Linked DNA regions of Mus musculus: region 2 is linked to region 1. The links are chromatin loops, found by intact Hi-C in ENCODE. Cell type or tissue: heart. All regions are shown on one strand. Each heading gives the region's core, and the rest is flanking DNA. Links, peaks and the distances in the headings are about the cores only. Region 1 overlaps Chrm2 (cholinergic receptor, muscarinic 2, cardiac). Region 2 overlaps Chrm2 (cholinergic receptor, muscarinic 2, cardiac).

What was found. A loop is a pair of places that touch in the nucleus more often than their neighbours do. Peaks named below come from ENCODE experiments on the same cell type or tissue, not always from the same donor. Only the 100,000 strongest peaks of a DNase experiment are listed, where the experiment ranks them.
Region 2: it touches region 1 in a loop (2.4-fold over the local background); 2 of 42 quality-filtered maps call a loop at or near these places.

Annotation. Positions count from the first base shown.
Region 1 is chr6:36,450,109-36,460,139 of GRCm38, forward strand. The region is part of intron 2 of Chrm2 (cholinergic receptor, muscarinic 2, cardiac); the gene reads left to right. Among named protein-coding and RNA genes, the nearest start is that of Mir490, 33 kb to the left of the region's middle. In heart, for the core only: no CTCF peak of the experiment used is centred there; a DNase peak (open chromatin) is centred at 5,153.
Region 2 is chr6:36,518,522-36,528,552 of GRCm38, forward strand. It overlaps Chrm2 (cholinergic receptor, muscarinic 2, cardiac), which reads left to right. Exons shown (of 3, transcript NM_203491.3): 3 at 4,649-6,253. The coding sequence starts at 4,689. The coding sequence ends at 6,089. Among named protein-coding and RNA genes, the nearest start is that of Mir490, 100 kb to the left of the region's middle. In heart, for the core only: no CTCF peak of the experiment used is centred there; no DNase peak of the experiment used is centred there.

The DNA of each region.
Region 1 (10,031 bases), core at 3,973-6,472:
ATGGTACTACAATAAAAATAGACAGATTTATCAATTAAATATAATAGAAGATATAAACTCCACAATCCTATAGACAAGTGATTTTTGACAAAGAGATTTAAAAATGCACCTTGGAGGAAAGACAAATGGTATTAGTCAAATAAGATAGCCACATGCAAAAGAGTAGAGCAAGATCTCTTAAAAAGAATTTTATTCTTTTCTCATACAATACATCCCAACTTCAGCCTCCACTTCCTCCACTCCTTCCAGATTTCCCCACCTCCTTTCCCCACCTGATCCACTGCTCCTCCATTTCCCTTCAGAAAAGAGCAAGCCTCCCAGGAAGATAAATCAACATAGCATAACAAGACACAATAAGACCAGGTACAAACCTTCATATCCAGGATGGGTAAGGCAAACCAATAGGATGGAAAGGGTCTCAAGAACAGACAAATGTTTCAGAGATACCCCTACTCCCTCTGTTAGGAGTTCCAGAAATACCCCCAAGCTAAACAACCACAGCATATATGCAGAGGACCTTGCTCAGACCCACACAATCTCCTTGATTTCTACTTAGTCTCTGTGAGCCCCTGTGAGCTCTGCTCAGTTGATTCTTTGTGCAGTGTTCTCCTGGTCTTCTCAACCCTACTGGCTCCTACAATGCTTCCTCCCCCTGTTCCCCTGGGCTCCCCAAGCTCTGCCTGTTTAGTCATGGATCTCTGCATCTGTTCCCATTAGGTGCTGGAGGAGCCTCTCCACTGATGACTTGGCCAGGCACCGTCTATGAGTAGAGCAGAATATCATTAGGACTCGTTTCATTGGTCTGCTGATTTGCTTTGCTGTCGTTTGTGTTCTTCCCAGTACTAAACTCAACTTCAAGTAGATCAGGGACCTTGACATAAACCATGATTCTCTCAATCAGATAAAGAACATAGGTCCATGTTTCAACTTATGTGAATAGGAAAGGATATTCTGAAGAACACCCTAGTAGTGCTATCAGTAAGCTCAACAAAATTTCAGTTGTCAAAAGGTCATTATTTGCTAAATTATCAAATGTTAACAATAAACTAGAAATGAATATAAAACTGATAAAAATGAATATAAATACTTATAAAACTGTGAGGGATGTTAATGGCAACATAAATATGCTTTTACTTATCAGGTTTCGCTCAAAGTTAGACTGTTTTAAAGACAATTTCTCCATTAGTTGCACTTTACATGTAATACAATTCTAACTAAAATCTCTTTCCAGAAAAAAAAAATGACACCAAGCCATGACTTGGGAGACAAAAAACAAAACAAAACAAAACAATACAAAACAAAACAAAACAAAAACAAAACAAAACAAAACAAAGACAGACAGAACAAGGATTAGGATACATAGATTATGATTTATTGGGGACTTATCTACACACATATATCTTGTATGCAGCAAGATGGGAGTGTACTCATGTTTTTGGTCAGAAAGAGAGAAGCAGGGCTTGCTTGTATAATGCTGTGGATAAAAGTGATTTTGCCCTGGCAAGAAAGTACCAGGCTTATCTTAAACTTGTGCCAATGGTATTCTGCACATTCCTGGGGACTGTTGGTGTCAGCACCAGGTCATTAATCTCCACACACTACTCCAGTGATTTTACTTATTTATAGTATGCTAGGAAGTTATGCAGGGAACTTGCCCAGGATCATTCAGGGCAGTCAATCATTAGACTTTAAAATGATTCTTGCCAGGTCAGGATGGATCCTTATGATCTCTACTGGGAGTTTTCATGGAGCTCCAAGCAAATTCTAACATTTTGTATAAGACTAACAGGCCACAAAACCTAGAACTTTCTTCTAGAAATTAAGACAATTAAAAAGTTTTAACAAGTGAGGCCTTATTATTTTATTCAGGGGCAAATTGATGAAAATTCAGAATTTAGAAACACTTCGGTGCTTAGACTGAAAGCTATTGCCTTATAAACAGTGAGAAGTGTGGATTATGGGAGAAGTTGAATAACATAAGGTCTAGAGAAGGCACTAGAATTGACGTGAGCCAATTCAGGAGATTTAATGATGACTTAAATTTGAACTGCATTTTGTTAATTAGTAGGAATTAATGGCAATCTACTGGTGAAGCTTAAAGAAGGATAAAGAGAACACTTTCAATTACTGATACTGAAATATGCAGATGGTTTCTGAGCTCTGGATTCTCCTCTCAGGAAGCAGGTTGAAGCTGTTTCAGATTGCACCTTGCTGTCTGCATGCTAAGAAAACCCTGCTCTGCACTGTTTGCCTTGGGGACCTCATTCTGCAATTCTATTCAGTTTTGTTTAGGGCAGGGAGTTGCCTTCAAACCTATATACCTCTATTATTACTTTTATTAAAAAGGAAATGTTTAGACTTCACATAACTGCTTCTCTGCTCTGGGACTATAAAAACTCCACGTCAATTATTAAGCTCCTCAGCCCACTTTCTGTTTCAGCTCCCTGGAAAACCAATTCTTACTGAAAAGGAAGGTAAACTGAGGCCTCAATCAGAGCCTCCATGATCTCCCTTCAGTGACATTTACAGTAAGGATCCATATACAGAGCTTCTTCCAATTGTCACTGCTGTTTCTATCTTTGAGAAAGTGGTACTTGCTTTAAGAGCATATGATTGCCTGGCAGTGGTGGTGCAGGCCTTTAATCCCAGCACTTGGGAGACAGAGGTAGGCAGATTTCTGAGTTTGAGGCCAGCCCAGCCTACAGAATGAGTTCCAGGAAAGCCAGGGCTATACAGAAAAATCCCCTTTGAAGAAAAAAATAGAGAGCATATGGTCTTTAATATGGTCTTTCACAAAGACAACTCATGTGGAACAAAACATGAAACTTACGTTTCATAGATACGTTTGTGATTAGGTGAGTTATAGATTTTCCATTTAGCCACATCATACATGACTGACTGATATTCCCTAATATATGAAGAGAAGTATTTTTCCAATATTGTGTATTCTCCTACCAAGTAAGTAGTTAGCTACAAATACTATTGGAGGGTCAAAATAGTGTTCTTTGCCTTTTAAACACTTCAGATTAAAATAAGTATCTCTTCATGTTGAGATGAGGAGAGCAAAAGGATTGTTATGGAATGTCTCCGAGTCTCTGCATCTTCATGCTCAGAAAGTTACATCACAATGTAATTAACATTGTTTTGTAGCTGAATTTAATGGGTGCCTAATAACCACCTACTTACTAGACTACTAGTTGGCTTTAGAAATTACTTAGCATTAATGATAATTCAAGCTACCAAGTAGGTAGGAACAAATTATTATGATAGGGCACGATAAATTACACAGAAATCACTTTGGGCTGTCCTTTCTGTGAGTGTGGTGGGTGGCTCTTTATGACTGAGTTCTATAAAAGAGAAGGGACTGGGGTGGGGTGAGACTCAAGTAATACAGATCATGAGTAAAAGCATAATTTTCATCCTGTGCTTTCACTATTGCTTTTGTTTTCATTTCTATTTTTTCTCTGGAGTGGCTACAAATATTTTGGCACTACCTAGGAGTAAGAAGCTTAAGAAAATGAATTATAGTTTTTCAACATTTTAGTATAGGTTATAAGGGTATGGATAACATCTAGCCCTCCTCCTTTGCTTGTTTTACCTACAAGTCCTTGAATTCAGAGTGTCTGTTTGTAGCTGCAGACTTTGGGCTGCTGTTCTCCTATAATCAGCTCTATTTCAAATAGATCAAGGTCACACATGCCTTCAAGTCTCAAGATAAATCATTTCTATCAACCTCTCAACATGAATAGAGCTTCTTATAAGCACAGTGATTTAAACCAGGAGTGCATTGTGCACTTTTGCATCCTGAATACTAATGTACTTGGCATCTTAGTTACTTTTCTATCATTTGATAAGAGACCATGGACATACAAACTTATAGAAGAAAGTTTATTTGGGGATTACAGTTTCAGAGAGTTAGCATCCTTGCCAACATGGCATGGGGGTGGAGCATGGTAGAAGGTATGAGGGCAGGTATAGTGCCAGAGCAGTTGCTAAGAGGTTACATGTTGAGACATAACCAGGAGGGAGGGAGGGGGGCAAGAAGGTGAGAGGGACAGAGAGGGAGGGGGGAAGAGGGGAAGAGGGAAAGAGGGGCAGAAGGGGAGAGGAGGAGAGAGGGAGAGAGGGCTCACAGTGGGAATGGCTCAAGAGCAAAGCCCTCCTCCAGTGACATACCTTTTCCAAAAAGACCATGCATCCTAATCCTCTGCAAATAGTTCTACCAACTGTGGTCTAAGCATTTTAATAGGCAAGCTTGTAGGGCCATCCTCATTCAATCAGCACACCTGTGTCTTCCCATCTCTAGATCTGATGAGAGCTTTTGTCTGAAAAGCTTTGATACTTTCCCTTTCTTTCCTTTTTGCTGATTCATGCTGGGGTAAAGAAGATGACCATAGCTTTCAGCAGCTTCATGAAATTTGGTAATGTGGTGACATATACAGAGTTAGGGGAATTCCAACTCCTACAGCACCTTTCTCTCTTTGATCTTATGTGTGATCAAAATTGAATATAAGAGTTAATTTGATCTCTAAGGATTATAATATGCAGACTCTTTTTTATCAGTTTTTGTTTTTGAAATATCAACATTGCATATTGCAAGAGCACATAGGTTTACAGTGCAGATATTAGAGTAAATTTGTCATTTGGCTGTCCGTGTTATTTAATAAGCTAAAAATAGAGGAGGCGGGGACCATGATTACATTGGAATTCAGCTCCCAGAAACAGTGTGAAGAGTATGAATTTATATTATGTCGTTGTCAAAAAACAACAACAACAACAAAACCCCCAAAAAACAAAAAACAAGAAAACCCAACTGCTTGCCACATCAATTGGTGTTAAACACAGCATCTGGTTCAGTATAATTAGGTTTTCAAGGAAGTTGATGAGAAAGCAAGCCTCATGCACTTATCCAAATGGAGAGGTGTAAAGAGTTTTCTTGTGACTGACATAAATATATGCAATAAGCTTGAAAAATTGACAATCAGATCTTGAAAGATTTTCATGCTTTGGACATCAAGCATGATGGCTAATTTCACCTAGGAAGGGAGTGTGGGGCTGGAATCTCCTCTTGTCTCACAACCCATGTGACATGACTTGCTCATAATCTGAGTGTCCTGAGAATTTGTCCCAGATATAAACCAGACTTGAGATGGCTGGCTTCCAACAGAAGTGCACCAAAGCTGTCTCTAGACCTAGCAGAGCTGTGAATGCCACTGTATCCTTGGGCTTCATGGATATCAAAGCATGGGGGGGGGGGGCAGTTCTGGAGTTTGGAATGGGAAGGCTAAGTAGAAAGGGAAGAGATGCTCTACCACTCTCCTTTTTTTCAGGCTCTAAACATTCTCTGATTCCAGTCTAGACCTAGCCATTGCATAAAAAGCACTGATGATGTAGTCACCATTTAAACTGTTCCTATTCTATCAAGATAATTAGAGTTGATCACTTTCTAACTTTTACTTAGGAAAATGTCTCCTTTTCCAATTGCATTTAGAAGTCCTTTGCTAATTTCGGTCCCACTTGGCCATCACAGCCACCAAACAGCTTGTCCCCATGAGACACAATACTGACAGAAACTGTCAGTGGGGTCCCCTTAGAAGGCAAGGCAAATCTGTTGACGCGTTTCCTCTAAGAGTGGTTTAGCTTGGCTACAGAAAGAAAGATATAAAAGAATTTTATATCGTCTTTTATGAAGTCATGCAAGTGCAGAGTCGTTTAACTTGCAGTTTCCTTCTCATTCTTATTGGACTTAATGATAGTAACACAGTCTTGAGTTAAGCAAATCTGGATCAAATTCTAGATACCATGAGTTCTTTAAATTAGGTGACTGGGGGAGTGAAAAACCTCCAGTTTCACTAACCCTGTGTTTACTCAAGCAATAAGCTGTGGATGGCAAATGAAGGAAGGATACACACAAAGGCTTATCATGTCAGCATCCTGTGCAGATGTTATTGAGTTTCTTCTCTCAACCAGGATTAGGAGGTGGAAATAGCAAGAGAATAATTTTAGTTCAATAATTTGACTCCAAGAAAACTAATTAAAATAAGAATAGCAGATCTTACTATCTGTTTTCCAAGCAAAGAAAAACAGAGCTTAATGGAAATTAAATAATTAAGAAAGGCTATACCACTGGTGCACTGGGAGGAATAAAACCCAAATTTTAGACTGTTTTAAATGATCAGGGGACCAGTGAAATGGCTTAATTGGTAAACCATTTGGTGTCCGAGCCTGGAGTTCCATTTCTACATAAAGGTAAAAGGCTTTTGTTTTGTTGTTTTCTTTTTTGTTTTTGCTTTCTGTTTTTGTTTGTTTGTTTGTTTGTTTGTTTGTTTCTGGACTCCACAGAATTGTTTTCTGACTTCCACATGTGTACTGTCACACGCACACACACACAGACACACAAACACCAAATATATTAAATAAAAATTAAATAATTAGATGAGATTTCACAAGAGAAAGACTGATTGTGATAAAACTTAAATAATGTCAAGTATAATGGAACTTATATGAACAAATTTACAGCCAGTTTAAAAATTATCTCAAAGTAAATATGGATAGTATATCAGTGCTGGTCTTGGGTGCATTACTTACTGTGATTTATTTCAAGCTTGGTTTGATGACTCAAATAAAATCAACAAAATAAGAAGAAGAACTTATAGATAATAATAGCTAGGTAGGTAAGACTGTAGGATTAGACATGTAGATAACAGCAGTGGGTTTAAATGATAAACAAAATATAACTAGGCAACATTTAAATTAATAAGTACAGTATGGTACACGGTTTGAAAAAACAATAAACAAATAGAAACAAGAAAAGAAACTTTATATTGCAGACACGAACGTTTGTAGTCTGTTGCATTGACCTTGCCTGCTGGGGACCATGGGCCAGATCTTCCTCTACTGGTGCCCTGAGCTAGTAAGGAGGCCTAGGGTGAAGGCTGAAGTACATTCCCTAAGCTGTGATGGAGACCCAGTGTTAAAGCTGTTGGGGACCAGGCTTGGACCAGGCTGAAGCTCATAACTGGCCAAAGTGCTCAGAACAAGTGATGTGGCAAGCTGAGTCCTAAATAGGACAATTGCATCACTTCCTGCAAAACTTAAGGGACATGACAAAAGAGGAAGTAGAAAGACTGTAAGAGGAGGAGGATGGAAGGATGTGAAGCAAAACTATGACTTCTGGATATGACACAGTGGCTGTGCACTCATGAACTCACTATAGCTGAAGACCAGTGCTGCTACCCAAGACCAGTATAAATCAGTGTTCTACCACGGGTGAAGGAGGGGCCCATGAGGTCCCTGAAGTGCTATTGCAATTAAAGGTCAGGGTGGGAGCACCAGGTTCCTCAGTGCTATAACCACTGATAAGTTATGGTCCACATATGTTTGTTCACGAAATGCCAGTTAAACCTGATGGGCTGCGTACTTTTGACATGAAAGTAGAAGAGAGACTTGTTGAGAAGGAGAGAGGCAGGAAGGAGGGAAAGACGTGGAGAGATTAAAAAACTAAAACTCATAACATAATTAATTTTTAAAAATTGCAGTTAAAAAACTAAAACTCCTTAAACTGATGTAAAGAACTATTAAACAGTAAAAAAAATTAAAAAAATTGAAGGTTATATCAAAGTTATTTATATTTAAAGCAGAATAAGTGCATCAAAGGTGTAATTCTGATGGTGATGATGATAGTGATGAGGGTGGTGATGATGATGATGTAAAGGCAGATACTCCATCACATGTATTGCCCTGTCTGTGGCAAATTGTTCCCACAAAAGAAGTCTTACCTAATGGTCACTATAGAATTAGATGGCCTGGTTAATTAGGGTCTTTGTAATTGCCTTCTCATTGTGTGAATTGGGGGAAATTATCTCCACCCCCTCATATTATTATGTTTATCAAAGTGGAGCTAGCAGTGTATGGGTTACAGAGTTATTATGAGGTGTAGAGTCCTATCTAGACGCTCACAATGCAGCCTGGTCCAAAGCGAGTTAGCCTCCACAGTTATCATACGGTCATCACTGTTTGTATTACTCTCCATAAACTGTGGAAAACACAGCCAAGCTATTTCCAGAGGAGGCAGATGCCTTAAGCAACAATGCACAGCTGTTTATAGGACACACATGGAGTGTTACCTCATTCGATAGTGTCTGTGCTTCCTCCATTCAAGAGCTCTGGGCCTTAGGTACTATGGCTTTGATGTCTCCTGTGAACATCCTGAATGAGAGAGAACCAGCTGTCTGACAGACTTCTGCTTGTTTTTTCTCTTTTCTTTTTTCATTAGATATTTTCTTTATTTACATTACAAATGTTATCCCCTTTCCTGGTTTCCCCTCCAAAAACCCCCTATCTGATCCCTCTCCCCCTGATCACCAATCCACCCACTCCCACTTCCTGGCCCTGGCATCCCCCTACACTGGGGCATAGAGCCTTCACAGGTCCAAGGGCCTCTCCTCCAATTAATGACCGACAAGGCCATCCTCTGCTACACATGCAGCTGGAGCCATGAGTCTCTCCATGTGTACTCTTTGGTTGGTGGTTTAGTCCCTGGGAACTCTGCAGGTACTGGTTGGTTTATATTGTTGTTCCTCCTATGGGGCTGCAAATCCCTTCAGTTCCTTGGGTCCTTTTTCTAGCTCCTCCATTGAGGACCCTATGCTCAGTCCAATGGTTGGCTGAGAGCATCCACCTCTGAATTTGTCAGGCACTGGTAGAGCCTACGAGGAGACAGCTATATCAAGCTTCTGTCAGCAAGCACCGGTTGGCATCCACAATAGTGACTGGGTTTGGTGGTTGTTTATGGGATGGATCCCTAGGTGGGTCAGTCTCTGGATGGCCTTTCCGTCAGTCTCTGCTCCACACTTGGTCTCTGTAACTCCTTCCATGAGTATTTTGTCCACACTTTGGTCTTCTTTCTTCTTGAGCGTCATGTGGTCTGTGAATTGTATCTTGGGTATTCCAAGCTTCCGGGCTAATATCCACTTCTCAGTGAGTGCATAAAATGTGTGTTCTTTTGTGAATGGGTACCTGACTCAGGATGATATTTTCTCTTCTGCTTGTTTTTAAGTTACTATATCCCATGAAGAAACACTTTTTAAGGGCCAATGGACAAAACCCTAAAGTTTAACTTGCAATCACTGACCAAGAGCAAGCATAATGTTTCCTGCCATTTGAAGGACTGTCAAGTACACCAGGGCTTGACCTTGTCCGGCTAATAGTGCAGTCCTATATAAAGTTAGCAGTGCAGGGCGTCAGTTCCTCTCCTTATCTGCTCAGGCCTGAGTTTACTGCATTAACCTCTTATCTGAACTTCTTACCATTAAGCTTTTCTTAGTGCCAGTCATCCTACATCCTGTGACGAGATTAGTGTCCTGAAAGTACCACTGCTGCTACATCAGCCTCTGTCCTAAATCTTCTCACTGTGTCCTCTGTGCTTTTCAGGTTAAACTCCAGCTTCTTCAGACTTTCATGGCTTAGTTGCAGCCAACATTGGGGGATCAAAAGATATCTGGGATATAATGTAGACCTGTATAATGAATAATTATCAAATAGTAAGAGAAGGCTTGGAACGATCCTGTACTTGAACAGCAAATATCAGCTAGCCCCAAGTAGGGTTTAAGTAGATGTTCTGGATTCTCTGTCACTGCCACAGACAAAGAGTTTCAATCAGGACCAGTGGCTTAAGCAAGACCAAGTGCTTGGTCCTGATTGAAAGTAAACTATGTGTTTCCCTCAATTCCAAGGTAGGTATATAATTTTATTCTCCATGATTATTAGTTTTCCTTTGAAAGTGTAAATATATCTGGGCCAATCTACTGAAAAAATATACATAATAACAGCAAAGCTAATGGAAGTACTACTACTGTGAGTATCAATACTGTAGAGCTTGCCACAACTCTGATCACACCCATTGGAGGGATATCTTTTTATTGGAAGCCCTACAGAAGAACTCCCCAGGGTAGGAAATGCATTTGCTCAATTGCGAGCTAGAACATGTTCATGTTGCACTATTCAGAGGGATAAGGACAAAATCTGGGGTT
Region 2 (10,031 bases), core at 2,566-5,065, 67 kb after region 1:
GAAACAGGGCCTTTGCTCCTCCCTGTGGCCATTCCCACTGCACCTGCAGCTGCAGTTAGATGCAGGAGCTGGTGAGGAAGGACAGAAGGATGGGCACCCACTCTGACTCACAATGTCTTGGTTCAAAGGGAAATCAGATTGAAGGGGGTTGGGGGGTGGGGAGCAGAAATGTGTTCCATGTCTGTGTGACCAAAAGTTAACAATACATAAGAGAGAAACAAACCATGTGACCATTGATTGCATCAATATCAAACTGTGTAAACAGAATGCTTCTCACAGAACAAGGGCTTTGCTCCCTAACACTTCTTGGAATAAATGTTTCCTCAGCTCTTCTTTGCCTTTTAAAAAAACAAAACAAAACAAAACAAAAAAACAAAAACAAAACAAAACAAAAACAATACTTATTTGGTCTCTAACAGTTCTGGTGGGAGAAAGTGTACTTAGCATCAGTACCAATGCTATTCATTAATTAGTGGGATTAAGTAAGTATTGCAAAGACCTAAAGCAGATTTTGGATTATCTTCTACAATTCATGTTACGAAGTAAAAGTTGCATTTTAATATCATTTAGCAGATTAACAGACAGAGTATATGTTGATAAATAACACAAAACATCGAAATGAATAAGCTTCATTTCCATTTTAATCAATGATAACACAGGTAAAAATACTGTATCTCATTCTTAAGACAAAAAAATTAACTTTTTCATATTATCACCCACTAATCCTTTGGTGGGAGAAACCTTGTCTCCATGCCATTCTGATACTTTTTCTATTGCCCTGCTAAGTCAACCTTATAATTTTTATATTTTCTACAATAGAATTTTGGGTTGAAAGTCTTATGTATACTATAACATTGTTAAGACAAAATTTTAAGCATCTTGGAACATACTATGATATTTATCCCTCATATATACTAAACATACATACATTGTACATACATTGTACTCTCCTACCCGGCTCTCAAACCCATGACCTCTCCTTCTGTAATTATTATTGTTTATCTCTCTCCTGAATGCCTTTAATGTTGCTTGTATGTTCGTGTGTTTAGGGGTGAACACATATGACTGAATCAGGGCTTCAGAAAACACATCCTCCCTCTATCAGCAGTCCACAGATTAAGTTTCCCTGACTTTCTTTTTATTCATCTAAAATGCTTGATAGTGTGCAGTTTCCATGTCAAGGTGGGACGTCATAGAAATAATGAAATTACAGATGTCAGGTAAACCTGAAGACAAATACAATACAGAGGGACCTCTCAAAGCCACTGGCCAATGTCAACTTTACAAATGGAACATCTGGAATAACACTTCTTAGGGTCATAAGAATCATAGGAAATAGCATGTAAAAATTTGTAGTGCTTAGCCTGCTCGCATGTTGATCAATTCATGTAGCACATTCTACCTGGACACAGCTTTGTAAGTGCTTCCACATACACCTCTGGAGTTCTGCTCTACCCAAGCATAAGTCCCATCTGTATTATCTAATTAGCCCTCACAGTCTACTACATATCAGAATTTTAATTTTCTCCATAACAATTAAAAAACTTGGTGTTAATATTTAGAACTCTAGTGACACTGAGTGAATGCTGTTGTGTGATACACTGGCTATGCACGTGTGTGTTTACATGTGTGTGCGTTTGTACATGCATGTTCCTGTAGGTGTACATACATATATGGACATATGCCTGTGTATGTGTGCATGTGTGTGTGTGTGTATGTGTGTGTATGTGCATGTGTGTGTGTGTATGTGTGTGTGTGTGCATGTGTGTGTGTGTATATGTGTGTGTTCCTTTGTCATGGAAACCTGAGTCTTTCACATGCTAAGAAGGCACTCTAGCACTGATGTTTCTCTGCCTCCATTTACACCCCTCCCACACACATTTTGTAAAGATCGATTTTAGAAAAATGTTTAGAACTATAAACTCCACATTTTTTCCTGTGTTGGGCTCTACACAGCTTTAATATTGATATCTCCCCCCAGAGATACAGTCCTTGTCCATACGTAATGTGCAAACTTTTGTATTAATCAAGGACCCAACTTGATATCTGAATACCAGGCTTACTCTGACAGGTCACTGGTGTTTGCACATGGTTTCAGCCAAAGGGGGTATTTTTTAGATAAAGGATGGTTATTCATTTGTAACAGAGTCTGCATAGAGTGCCACTGATTTGAATCTTAAGTAATTTTACTCTTTGATTCTGAAGAGTAATTATGCTCAAAATACACTGAATGACCTTGTGATGATTTTTTTATAACACTATTGTTGACAATTTGCTATCATTGATAGTGAGAATTTACTACTTTCACTACTTTATTCATCCCACATCTTCCCACTCATACATAGCTCTGACACACATTGATACATTCTTTTCTGTTAACTATTATGAAAGGTTAAGAGAGGTGATCAATTTACATCTGCTTTGCAGATTTAAATATTAATAGCACATGTTTCATCCGTAGCCTTTATAGACTATCACTCAGGGGCATAATATCACTTCAATCCTTGCTACAACTCTAAAAGAAAAAAAGAGAGAGTTTGAGATAAAGGAAAGTACATTTCATAGAATTTTAGCCACAAACCCAGAACTACGTAGCTAATGCATGGTGTGAGATAGACTCTCAAAGTAGTTTTAATTTGCATTTCTCTGGCTAAGGATGTTCAACACTTTCTTTCCAGATATTTAGTATCCATTTGTATTTCTTCCATGTGAACTATTGATTAGGAGATTTAGGGCCTTGAGTGTTCACATTATGTGTATGTGTGTGTGTGTGTGTGTGTGTGTGTGCGTGTGTGTGAGCTACTAGTCTGTCTAATGCATAGTTGTGGGCCTCAAGTTCTAAAACCCAGTTGAAGCCAGTGCCTCCCCCCTAACTCCACCCTTCCAATCTAGTACATACTTCTTCATAGTACATACTCAAACTTGATGAAGAAAACATAGAACGGTGTATGTTCCTCTCTGCTATGTATACAAAGAAACTAGGTGAAGACAAGTTGTTCTCATGCTTCCAAAATACTCCCAGGACCTTGATTTAAACTAAAGTGTACAATACTACATAACACATTTATCATACGAACATGAGTGCTTTGAAGTTCATCTCCATTGTGAGCATCTTCTTCATTTGTGATCTAATCGTATTTGCTTTAGTGACCCCAGAAAATTGGAGAAAAGAAGTGATGAGAAAGTGGTGGAAGCCAGCTACTATCTCATAAAAGAACAACAGCCCCCACATAATCAGCACATCCTGTTGGAAAAGAGGATGTCCCTGCTTCAAATACTTGTCCTAGCTTCTAAATGGCATGTTTCCCATTGTCACACCAGTACTGTCACAGACTAGCAGGGTATCTCTAAAAATTCCTGAGTTGCAATCGTCACTATAGTTCACATCTCATAGAGTTTTCAGTGTTCAGTCCGGATAAGGATCCCAGATTCAGTAAACTATCTGCCTTGACTGGCAACCTCTCTATATAGGACGTCATTGTGGTGCTCCTCAGGAATCTCTCATTAAGTGCAGCCCCACAAAACAAAAGGGAGGCCAAGGAAGATTATCTTAAAACAAAACAAAACAAAACAAAATAAAACAATAGAAAGGCCTTTGGTAAAGTGCTGATTTTAGCTATAAATTATTACTCACTGTCCTAGCAATAAGTTCCTTAAACTCTTATTATCTCAGCTTTCTTCTTTCTGCAAGGGTAGTGATATAATATATTACAAAGACTTTCTATAGCCCTTAATACTTACTGAGAAAATGTGTATCCAAGAGACCTAAGGCTGCATATTCTTTTATGATTTTTTATTGAAAAATAACTCATAGTATTTGTAAAGAAAAGGAAAGAAAAGAATTGTAGCCTGCCTATCCACTGACTTAAAAGTGATTCTAGATTACTTTCTGCAACTTTTTGGTCTATAGCTTCCTTTTCAGCACAATGAAAGATCTGTCAAAGAATAGTAAAACAATAGATTTAATAATGGCTTGAAACAAAGAAAACATTTAGAAAATTGTTTTCATATAATCATATCAGTCTTACCAATAGTAAATGATAGTTCTTTTATAAGGTATGGAATTTTAGAAATTGTACTGTCAAGAGAAGATGGACTACAATTGTAAAACAAAATTGAGAAAAACAAATTTACTTTGGTTGGGTGCATTGGTTAGTACTTTGTCTTTCTTATCGTTACCTTCATTAATTTTAATAAGGAAAAGGCTCAGTCTGCCATAAAGGTGTTACTGACTATAAAACTCACACATTCAATTTTGTCTTCTGTTTTCATATTTTATTTCTCCCGGATTTATTATTTCTTTCAAATCCAGAAGTTTATAGTTGTTTTTAAAAATTTTAACTATGTACTTGGTTTAGTCATTTCAACTCATAAAGATATGGTGATATAAGCAAGCAGGCAGATACACAGACACTCGTGTCTGTATATGGAGACACTCATTGTGTAATTGAATCATGAATTCATCATCAGCCATTAAGCCATTTCAATCTTCCATCTATAGTCTTTGCCTCTTGGGTGGTCAGATCTGTTACAGTATATATTCAGGACACAGAAAAGGGACTGGGAAGTTTTCCAAAAGGAAGAAAATTTATGTGTTTCAACACAATATTTATATTACATTTGTTAACTTCATTCTATTTCCCTGCAGGTTTAAATGTTTCTTTGGCCACTTGACTACTGAACACAAAATGAATAACTCAACTAACTCCTCGAACAATGGTTTGGCTATTACCAGTCCTTACAAGACATTTGAAGTGGTATTTATTGTCCTTGTGGCTGGATCCCTCAGTCTGGTGACCATCATTGGGAACATTCTAGTCATGGTTTCCATTAAAGTCAACCGCCACCTTCAGACTGTCAACAATTACTTCTTGTTCAGCCTGGCCTGTGCTGACCTCATCATAGGTGTTTTCTCCATGAACTTGTATACCCTCTACACTGTGATTGGCTACTGGCCTTTGGGACCTGTAGTGTGCGACCTTTGGCTAGCCTTGGACTATGTTGTCAGCAATGCCTCCGTTATGAATCTTCTCATCATCAGCTTTGATAGATACTTCTGTGTCACAAAACCTCTAACCTACCCAGTTAAGCGGACCACAAAAATGGCAGGCATGATGATTGCAGCTGCGTGGGTTCTTTCCTTCATCCTCTGGGCCCCAGCCATTCTCTTCTGGCAGTTCATCGTAGGGGTAAGGACTGTGGAAGACGGGGAGTGCTACATTCAGTTCTTTTCCAACGCTGCCGTCACCTTTGGCACTGCCATTGCGGCTTTCTATCTGCCTGTCATCATCATGACTGTGCTCTATTGGCACATATCCCGGGCGAGCAAGAGCAGAATAAAGAAAGAAAAGAAGGAACCAGTGGCCAACCAAGACCCGGTGTCTCCGAGTCTAGTGCAAGGAAGAATTGTAAAGCCAAACAACAACAACATGCCTGGTGGTGATGGTGGCCTGGAGCACAACAAGATCCAGAATGGCAAGGCTCCGCGGGACGGTGGGACTGAAAACTGCGTTCAGGGGGAGGAGAAAGAAAGCTCCAACGACTCCACGTCTGTCAGTGCCGTGGCCTCCAACATGAGAGATGATGAGATAACCCAGGATGAAAACACGGTTTCCACTTCCCTGGGCCACTCCAAAGATGACAACTCTAGGCAGACATGCATCAAAATTGTCACCAAGACCCAAAAGGGTGACGCATGCACACCAACAAGTACCACAGTAGAACTAGTGGGATCGTCAGGTCAGAATGGTGATGAAAAGCAGAACATTGTAGCCCGCAAAATTGTGAAGATGACCAAGCAGCCTGCCAAAAAGAAGCCTCCTCCATCCCGGGAAAAGAAAGTGACCAGGACAATCTTGGCTATCCTGTTGGCTTTCATCATCACGTGGGCGCCATACAATGTCATGGTGCTCATCAATACCTTCTGTGCACCCTGCATCCCCAATACAGTGTGGACAATTGGCTACTGGCTCTGTTACATTAATAGCACCATCAACCCTGCCTGCTATGCACTTTGTAACGCCACCTTCAAAAAGACTTTTAAGCACCTCCTTATGTGTCATTACAAGAACATAGGCGCTACAAGGTAAAAGACCTTTTCAAAAGAAGAAATGTGGTCGAGTGTGTCTTGGGGAAGAACAGGGACAAGAAAGCTGTGTTTATAGTGATCTGCCCTTGCACTTTACAATCTTACTACAACGTGCAATTAAGGGGTTTTAGAGAGACACTCTTATTGTACCTATGCTCCAGTTTGAAAAATAAATAAATAAATAACCTTCACCGTATAAACCCTGTCCGTTTAGGCGCACCGAGACAATGAAAGAGACACGCTGAAATTGCAGATCTAAGGAACAATCTCTACTGCCTCCTGCTCTCTTGGGAGAAGGGCTTCAGAATCTACAATTTCATGTCTCTGCACAAGAAGAGTAACCTTGTTAGTTTGTTGTTTCTTTCTGTTATTCCCCCGCGTGGTGATGAGAAAGAAATGGCGCATTACATGCTAACACGGAGACCTAAACACAAAGAAGCAGGCACTATACAATGAGAGATAAGAAGAAAGAAAATCTAATAGGATGCAGAGATGGTATGGAGAGCCCCGAACATATTCCCGGCAATGCTGTGCGCTGATCTGAAGGGTTTTAATGGAATCACTGTTCATTTCTCCTCTCTTCCTTTCCCATCATGAAAAGCAAGAAAACAAAACAGCAAAAGCCCAACTAGGCCATACTATTTTTTTCTACTATTTTTGTAGTTCCTGGTTTTATATTGTATATGGATAGTATCTGCAGGACTTCTAAATCTGGCCAGAGTCACCCATGAAAATGGACACTCTGCCACTCCCCACTGTGTCGATGTACTCTTTGATGGTGTACAACCTGTAAGGATTTCACTCACTTGAGTTCCTTTGTGTGGAAAATTTTTACCCATGTGACTTCTCAACTAATCCATTTTAACAATGTAGTCTGCCTAAGACATAAATATGCTTGGGAAACCAAAGTCATTTAAACTTAATTTTTAATCACATTAGAAAAATGGTCATTCTAGCTGGAGAAAGTTCACTGAGGCAAGATGAAGTTTGAGATGAGAAGACAGAAGGTCAGAAGGGCGATCTGTTTGAACTTGAACCTGCCTGACCTGTGTGCACAATGTTAATGTGTACAACATGAACTCCTGACTTTGTCAGCAGGAATATGATGTTGGTTTTCTCATTTGGAGTCTCAATTAGTTTACTGTGTCAACCCCAAGAGGAAAAGACCTTATATTCAATGTCTGTTAGCAGATGGTACTCAAATTATATTCAAATGAAGTTTTCTATAATCATACTAAGACATGGGGTGGGGAAATGGGTCATGCAAAAATATTTACTAATACTACCTGTTTCATGTTCTTCCAGTTGTCGTCAAATCTCTGTAAGATTATATTGCTTCAAATTTCACTAATCAGGAGAGTTATATTAATCTTTGTGGCTTGAATATAATGAAAAAACCAAACAGAGTCAAGATATGCCTGCATAATCTGATGGAAGAATACATGTGATTCTGGACATGCCATTTCCCACAGTCTAATATAACCACAACTAGCTGTCACAAAAAATGATTATTAAAGGGTAACACTAAACATATAATGTGAGTATAGAAAATCCACACTTGACACTCTAAAATAAATGCAGAATTACACCAATCTACATGAACTAGTTAGATTTTTGTCTTCATATAATTTCTTCCATTATGTTATGGTATTTCAATCAGATTTTCTAAGTGTGGGCCTAGTAGATAGGAATTAAAGTTATAAATTCTGTTATAAAGTTCAGATTTTCACTGTGTGCTCTGATTCCTCCTCCGCCATTCCATGAGTATTGCAAGGCAGGTTCAACAGCGTGTAGTCCTCAGAGCTACCAGAGTTCTTTTGTCTGACTGCATGTCAGGAACATCTCAGCAAGTGGGTGATAAAGGATAGGACAGCAGCAACAGCAACATTGTAAGCTAGCAAGAAGCAAGTTGCTAACAATATATGTATTTATTCTTTAGGAACAGAACTTACTGTTTGAGTAATTTCAGTTAGTTTTAACTCCAAAATCTCCTATATGTAAACATGAGTTCGGTTCAGGTTAATTTAGTCTATTAATTAGTTGATGTAGTTCCCTTAGTTCAGAATTACTAAAATGTAAATTTTGAAATTTAAGATCACATTTATTTTTGTGTTGTTTATTCAACTAATTGAGTGGAGAAAACTTCACTCCAATTGATTTCTTGCTTTCCTGTAAGAAATGTTATCAATCTGTATTATATGCTATGTGATACAGACATGGCCACCATTGGGAGGCCAGGATTCATTCTCTGTTTGCTTTAAGCCCAATCCACCATGAGCTAATCTTTGTCTTGTTCTACTGTAATCTTTCCTTGATTCTTTCTGTGCCTAGCAATTTGCCACAGCTACCACATCTTAAAAGAGAAACTGTCAAGTTCAAGAAGAAAGTGAAGGTTGTCTAACATACCATGGAAAATTTCCAAAAGAATCAGAAAAAAAAGGGGGGGACATTGGCAAGTTTGGAGGGAGAATGTATTCAATGATCATTCTTTACTGTTGCTAGTTTTGCTTTGTTTTTAATGACTCACACGCAGAGGCAATTTCTACCCTATGGATACTTAGTGATAAGTAGGGCCATTTTGATGGTCACAACATGGAATAGGCATTTGTGTCTAATAAGAAGGAGTTTTGAATGCACAAGCTATGCTCCCCCCTCCCAATGATTTGGCTCAAAATGGCAGTGATACCAGGACTGAGAAAGACTAGTTTATATTAAGGGATCTCTGAAGATTCCTTTAATAACCCTCCATCATTTAAACAAACAAACAGAAAAGATTAATGCAGCTTGCTTTCCTGTGAGCAAAGCTCACTAACTCAGAGGCTATCATCAATTCTCCTGCATTAATTTAGATTTGAAATTTACAGATAAGAGCACAGACCACACCTATGGAAACCAGCAGCTTCCACACACCTAGAGCACTGCAGCATAACCAATGCCTGGCTATGGAATCACAGCCCCTACTTGAGAGGCTATGGCTTTGTCCGTGAACATCACTGCTTCTAGTCTGATCAGTTTCTACTGGAAGCATCATTTCTTTTCTTTTCAAATTAATGAAGAGCCCTTTAAAGAAACAGTATGACTCATCTTCTCTGCTTTCACTAGAACTGTCAGAAGCTGTCAAGCCTTTATGGTTTTTTTTTCTCCTCATAGCAATAATGTAAATATCCCAGAGTGGGATTACAAAAAGAAGATTAAGAATATAAAAAAGAGGAGCCAGCTCACTTCTAGAGTAAATAAATGATTGCCTCATGACCAAGTCATGATTATGTTAATGGCATATCCCAAGTATTGGGACAAGGTCGCCAATATAGTAAGCTACAAAGGATAAGATAAACCATGTGGCTTGATATATGGTATCCTGAATCGTACTTCCTTCTGCTTTTTGCTTACTTGATGCTGTTTGATCCAGAAGAAATGATGGCATGAGAGGGAATTAGATTTCAAAATAATACCAATAGTTATTTACCAATGCAGCCAACTTTTATTTTCTTGTATTTAGTTCATCCACTGTTGCTCCCCTTTCCAATTTGATATCTTCACCAACAACCATAACACTGGTGATACAAATAGAGTAGGAAGGCACCCCCAGCTGGATGAGACATGTATCCTCAGCATGTATATACAACGCCATGCCTTTCCATTAGGCTTCTCTTAAAAGGGTGCACGCTGTAGCATGAACTCTGTGTATATTTAATATACCTTCCAATGATATGCTGTATGCTTCATATATATATTATATAAATAAAATAAAATGTATAATAGAAATAAATATTTCTGTATGCAAATAAATATATTATACACAAAATTGTAACAGACACTCTGGCATATATGTTGCTTCTTAGGAATAAGAGTAGATTTAATGGGCAAAACCATTTTAAAAGAAGATCATATTTTGCATCGAAGGAAGAGATTTAAGAACAGCCAAACTCCTATTCACATTAAT